2 separate regions of the Homo sapiens genome follow, and region 1 is linked to region 2. A link is an interaction called in ENCODE POLR2A ChIA-PET data of the cell type or tissue named here. Cell type or tissue: GM12878. All regions are shown on one strand. Links, peaks and the distances in the headings refer to the core of each region. The heading gives the core; the rest is flanking DNA. Region 1 overlaps ATXN1 (ataxin 1). Region 2 overlaps ATXN1 (ataxin 1).

Evidence for each region. Peaks named below come from ENCODE experiments on the same cell type or tissue, not always from the same donor. Only the 100,000 strongest peaks of a DNase experiment are listed, where the experiment ranks them.
Region 1: POLR2A ChIA-PET joins it to region 2 with 13 read pairs; 3 of 35 experiments call an interaction of 5 or more read pairs at or near these places.

The regions. Positions count from the first base shown.
Region 1 is chr6:16,510,710-16,513,631 of GRCh38, reverse strand. The region is part of intron 5 of ATXN1 (ataxin 1); the gene reads left to right. Among named protein-coding and RNA genes, the nearest start is that of ATXN1-AS1, 250 kb to the left of the region's middle. In GM12878, for the core only: a CTCF peak has its summit at 2,370 (motif pointing left); a DNase peak (open chromatin) is centred at 1,471; H3K27ac peaks cover 1,543 bases.
Region 2 is chr6:16,419,527-16,422,448 of GRCh38, reverse strand. All of the region lies in intron 6 of ATXN1 (ataxin 1), which reads left to right. Among named protein-coding and RNA genes, the nearest start is that of GMPR, 180 kb to the right of the region's middle. RefSeq lists an enhancer at 1,196-1,245. In GM12878, for the core only: no CTCF peak of the experiment used is centred there; DNase peaks (open chromatin) are centred at 1,208, 1,418 and 2,248; H3K4me3 peaks cover 638 bases; H3K27ac peaks cover 2,500 bases.

The sequences.
Region 1 (2,922 bases), core at 100-2,599, 91 kb before region 2:
TTTCAGTCCCTTTTACATCCCCATAATATCACCGTGGCCTGTTAGATTGATTTGTGAGTAAGATTCCTTGCAAATAGCAAGATGATCGGAAGCCTCTATCTTTTCCGGGGGAGGTGCATATTTAAACAGACAGCCTAAGCTATTTATAGATTGTAATGTATTGTGTTACAGGGAAAAGGTGGAAGTCAACAGTAATGTTCTGTTCCCCATTTCCTATAGTTTCAAGCATATTTTCTTGCTAGTCCTAGAGACTTTAAACATTTAGAATCTCCAGTGATATCTATATTCTTTTGATGTACTTTGTGTAGAAACTCAAGCACGAGCAGGCTTCAGAGTCAGCTAACCAAAGAATCTTGGGGCTTTTGATCACTTTCCATTAGCACAAACAGTGATCTCTGCCCTGTTGTATATTGTTTGAAAGGACATTTGCTGTTTAATGAAGATAAACATGTTGCTGGGTTTTTAATATGTCTTCTCAACTCAGGAGCTGAAAAATGCATACATGAGATTAGTTCTGTTGGCGTAGAAGGGATTCTGCGTGCCCCAAACATTTTCCTAGCCGTTGGCTGAACTTTTGAAATGTGCTTTGCACTGCAAGAACAGATACTGAACAGATATTTTACTTAGAAAGCCTTCTGTTTCAATGGTGATTCCCAGGGGCCACTCAACCACATCTTACTAAATAATATTTGGTCAAAAGAGAAACGTGAGTGCAAGAAGGACACATGATCACAGCCACTAACAAATTCCTAGAAAGTGCTGCTTGTTGTCATTTCTGGTTAGGAGGTGATGGTGATGGCAGGTAGAGGGTCTAAGCCATTCTCCTGTCTCTCTTTTAAAGTACATTCTTCTGTTGCTGTAGCTCCTGGCATTGGCTGTCACCCTCACTTGCAGGAGGGAGGGAATGACTGTTTGTTGCTGTTGGTGTCTGAAAATCTGTGGGCAGAACTTTTAGAAAAAGCAGACCACAGAGCCTGCTATATATTTTGTTCAGCCCATTCTATTTCTCTTCACTTTTTAACCGATTGCGACAAAAAAAGGGGCCTGCCTTCTAAACTTGTCTTTATCTTTAAAAGAGAATACCTTTTATAAATGCTTAGAACTTGGAGATGCTGTTGTTTTTATTTAGTATTTGAAAAGCTAAGTATGCTGACACTGTCCTGGGAGTGCAGGCCCCTCATTGAGAGAGAACAGTAAACACAGCAATGACTTTGCTTTTAATTTGAAATGCGTTACTCTTCTTAGAGCTGAGGGGTGATTTGAGATGTTCCTGTTTTCACATTCAGCTATTTCCTGGTTCTGTGATCATAATAAATTCCATAGCTCCAAAACATTAGAGCAAATTGTGTCTTCTGTAGGAGTTATTTACGGATACTCAAACAAATGGTGCTTTCTGAGGAAGAAGAACTGTGTATGAAAACTATGTGGTAAAGCCTTTCATATCTGCCGTGGTGGCAGAACTTCTGAGGAGCTGGCTTTGAGGGTAATGATATCTTTATCACCCTGACGCTGAATGGAGGCGGGGAGGCCTTTGTGTGTTCTGTTGCCAACTAACACCTGGCTGCCTCAGGGCATCCTGCCTGGTAATTGAACCCATGAGTATGTACAAAGATTAGAGGGACCGTTTGAGGAGAAAGATGGGGGCTGGAGAGGCAAGGTTAGTCTTGCCATTATAAGCTTAGGTGCAGAAGGAAGCCAAGCTACCTGGAAGGCCACCTCGTGGCAAAGACACCCACTAAGGCAGGGCGGTGGCCTGGGACTGACCATCAATCACTTCCCGCTCATTCTCCTCAGAACTGAGGACTGTTGTCTTCAGTCTTCCCCAGCCTCGCTTATCTTCCTCCTGCTTCCTGAAGGAAATATCCTTTTGCAATGGGTGGACTATCAACTTGAATTTTTAGCAAGCAGGCTGGAGAAGTTTTTGGAAGTTTTGGAGACATGGCTGGTCTTGAATTCCTGGGCTCAAGCAATCCTCTCACTTTGGCTTCCCAAAGTGCTAGGATTACAGGTATGAGAAGTTTTTGGAGGTTTCGGACTTGTTGCTAGGTTGATTCTGAGGGAGAAAAGACCTCTGTTATTCAGAAGGTTGTGGACTTCTGAAGAATGGAAATCGGGCACCCTGAAGGAAACATATGTCAATCCTAGTCCTGGAGCTAGCATGGCTCAAGTTTATTCCCTTAAATGTCTATTGTGTTAAAACATAAAAAGAGTTTAGATATACTTCCACATCTTTGCAGTTGTTAGCTCTCTGGACATTTATAAAGGGAAAGGAAGAGTGAAGCAGAGCCCCATTAATTCCCATGCATGGTGTCTGCTGTTTGAATCCTGGAAATCAGGATGATTTTATTCACATGTTAATGCCCTCTAGTGGCTAGTGAGGTGCCCTCTAAGCAGGACTTTCCCCAGCTTCCACCCCTTCCTCTCCCTAACTAAATTAAGCACCCACTTTACAGTAGTTGAGTATGTGTCATATCAAGTCTGTATTTTCTTACTAAGATTCATCTACCACGTGGGAAAAAAAAAATCAAAAGCTTTGTTACAGTTCAAAGAACGTAGTGCTGTTGCTACATCAAGTGAGGATAAATCTTCCATCTGTAGCAATCTGTATTATAAGTCTACTGGATGTGACAGAAAACTCTTTAAAACTTTGATGCACATATTTTCACAGCCAACCGATTTCATTAAAGTGGGAGAAGTGTACTATTGGCAAGCAGTTTTTCTGCTGACTTCCCACCCTTAAATAGACAAGCTTTATAAAAAGACAAAATCTTCCCAGATCTATTTGGTTGGCCAAGGTGACATTTGTCTTCCTCCCTCAGAAGGTTGGTAAAATTAACCTTCTGCTTTCTGTATACCTTTACTGTATTTTTATTTCTATTTATTTATTTATTTATGAGACAGGGCCTCACTCTGTCACCCAGG
Region 2 (2,922 bases), core at 199-2,698:
AAATGCAGTTATGGCTGTCTTAGGAGGATCCATTCACTTAAGGCAAAGGTCTTAGAAGTTACAGAAGAGGAGAGAGAATGGGAACTACTGTGGCACCAGGATGTCTGGAGAAGAGAAAGTGCGCTTACTGTGCACAGCTTCCTCTCCCTCACCTGCGCCACGGTGAACCCACCTATATCTTTCTGCTGGCAAAAACATTTGCTCAGTGTGTCGCCGGAGTACTTGAGTGTCTGATATTTCTCAAGGCAGAATCTACCTCACTGTCTCTGAAACCTCAAAATATGTGGCCCTCTCGAAGGATAACAGTTGGCAGCAACCTAAGGCTGTTCTGCTCCAACTTGGAATGAAGAGGAATATGATTTGGCCATTCTTCTTAGCACAGAGGCAAATAAAAAAAAAAACCCTTATATACTTCAAAAGATGAAGATCTTACTTCTTACTGGCTATCTTTGCACCAGGTCCTGGGATTGGCATATAATAAAAAATGCATATGCAGTGGCCATGAAATGGGCTTAAAGGTCAATCTTGGCTGCCAGTCGTGGCTAAACTGCATTGTATTCCATGTTTTTTTCCATATTGCCCCTGCAGTGTACATATACATGCACAGTCATGGCCCCTGCACACTGTGTACACACTCACGCCTGCACACATGTATGCATATCAACGCCTGCACATGTACTTGTATGCACACTCACCCACACATGTGCATTTGTGTGCACTCACTTCTGCACACCTATTTGCATGCACGCTCATCTCCCACAAATATGTATGCATGCACACTCACGCCCCCCCCACCCTCCCGTGTGAAACTCTGCACCTGCTTGTCTTTACCCTCACCCTTGAACCTGTGTATAACCTCATAAAGTAGGAAGAAGCCCAGTGTTGAACTCTACAGCCTTTTACATTCAAAATGGTTTTGAAAAATGCCCATTCAGAGGAACAGGAAAGCACCAAACCTAAAAGGTCTGAGGACCTTTCCATGCTTTCTGTCTCCTAATCTCAGAGCTGTACCAATCTGTTATTTAAAAATTAGTCATTATTTATCCAAGGCAGGAGGGGACAAATGTAACTGTTAGTTCAGTAAATGATTTCATTCTTTTTTTTTTCCTGTGTCCTTTCTACTGTTAAAGTGACGAAAATGACACCACGGTTTGATATGTGGGGTTGGTTTCAGTTTGAATAATCTCATCCTTAGCTGCATGTGAACTCATGTCTTCTCACACTCTATTAGATAAAAGCCTAAAACAGGAAGGCCAGAAACAACTGTTTTTAAAAAGCTCATGCTACCCTGGCAACTTAAGTTGGAAGAACCTAATAAATAAATACAAAGCTGCCCCTCTGTCCTAATGTACTTCTTCTGAATTCCAGCTGGGCACCTCATGGTTTCATGCCTGAATCACAAAGGCGAGTGCCAGTACCCAGCCAGAGCAGTTTTCCTACCATAAACCAGTAAATGTGTGTGTATCACATGTAAGTCAGGGTCAGATGGGGAAAATCAACTACAAAACCGCAGAGACATTATGCAAAATTGGATTACGTACATGTTTTCAGTTTTGTCTCTTAGCAGTTTAAGTCTTTAATTAAAATACACACGAGAGAGAGAGACAGAGAGAGAGAGAGAGAATCTGTAACTGTTAGATTTTATAGGCCCCGGTTATGAGATAATAGCCTTCCAAGTAATTTTTATGGGTCATTCTATCTAGTGGCAACTTAGACTATAAAGCCATCTCCCAGCTTCCCAAAAGTAATGTCTGTTTTCTCACTTTCTAATAATTACTTCAGATTTGAAAGTAAGGAGTTGTCACAGTGAATACAAATTAGAGTCAGCTTCAGGGTATTACTAAATGTGGATTGTTTTGTTCCGAGTTTTATCCATTTTAGGCAGAGTAACATGATCATTTATATACATCTGCCTCTATGCAGGCTGTGTAGACATACTCAGAACACCAGCTTCACCTCTTCAGTCTTCTAAGACAGTCTTTCTAATACTCTATATTGTCTAATAGCTAAGCTATTGTTAAATAAAAACACGCAAATGTTTGCAGTTAGGCTCCCCCCTCCATTCTCAACCTCTTAAGTGATACAGACAGTAAATGCATTTTGATGTTTATTTAGAAAGTTGGCATCCTGGGACTGTTCACAAGATAGCTAATTTGTCTGAAGGTCCCCAGAGACAGTGAAAGTCATCCCACCATCTCTCTAGCTGCCCTCATACCGGGGAAGTAAAATGCAGCATAGAACACTGCAGCTCACGTTATGGAGAACAGTGGTGCTATGGTGATTTCCTTTCTATTCAAATCATTTAGTGAGGATTTACATAATTTGCATTAACGTGTGACTTTCGATCACTTATGCTGCAGCAGAGTATTCGTTGCCTATGTTCTCTAAGGCACCAGTGTGGTGGTTCATGTGTCCTTGTATAAAAGATTACTGTCCTCCCCATCCCCAGTCTTTGTATCTGTGCACCAGAACAAAATGCCCTCGGATCATGGCCACCCAGGCCAGAGAATGAGGACCCACACTTTAAAAACCCTGTAGATGATAGGATGAGCGGTCCTCATCCGTCCCCTCCCTGAGAGTGAGGTTGGGTTGGAGTAGAAGGATGGACTCTGCCAAATGATGACAGCAGCCCTGAGAGTCCTTCTCACAGGTGGCCAGCTCTGTCCCCTCCAGCCTCACCACACATTCCCCTAGTACACAAAGGCAGACCCGGGCAGCCACTCAGCATGCACATGTAGCAGTGTCCCCTGTACACTGGTACCCTCAAGGCCTCCCTGGCACCTTTGCTTGTTACGTTGGCTGATTTCTTCAAAGGGAAATATGGGATGTGGTGCAGCCTGGCCCTCACACACTCTGAAAATAGCACTGCCCAGGGCCAGGCCTTTTCCTTTGCACACTGCCATACCCACCCTGGAAAGTACT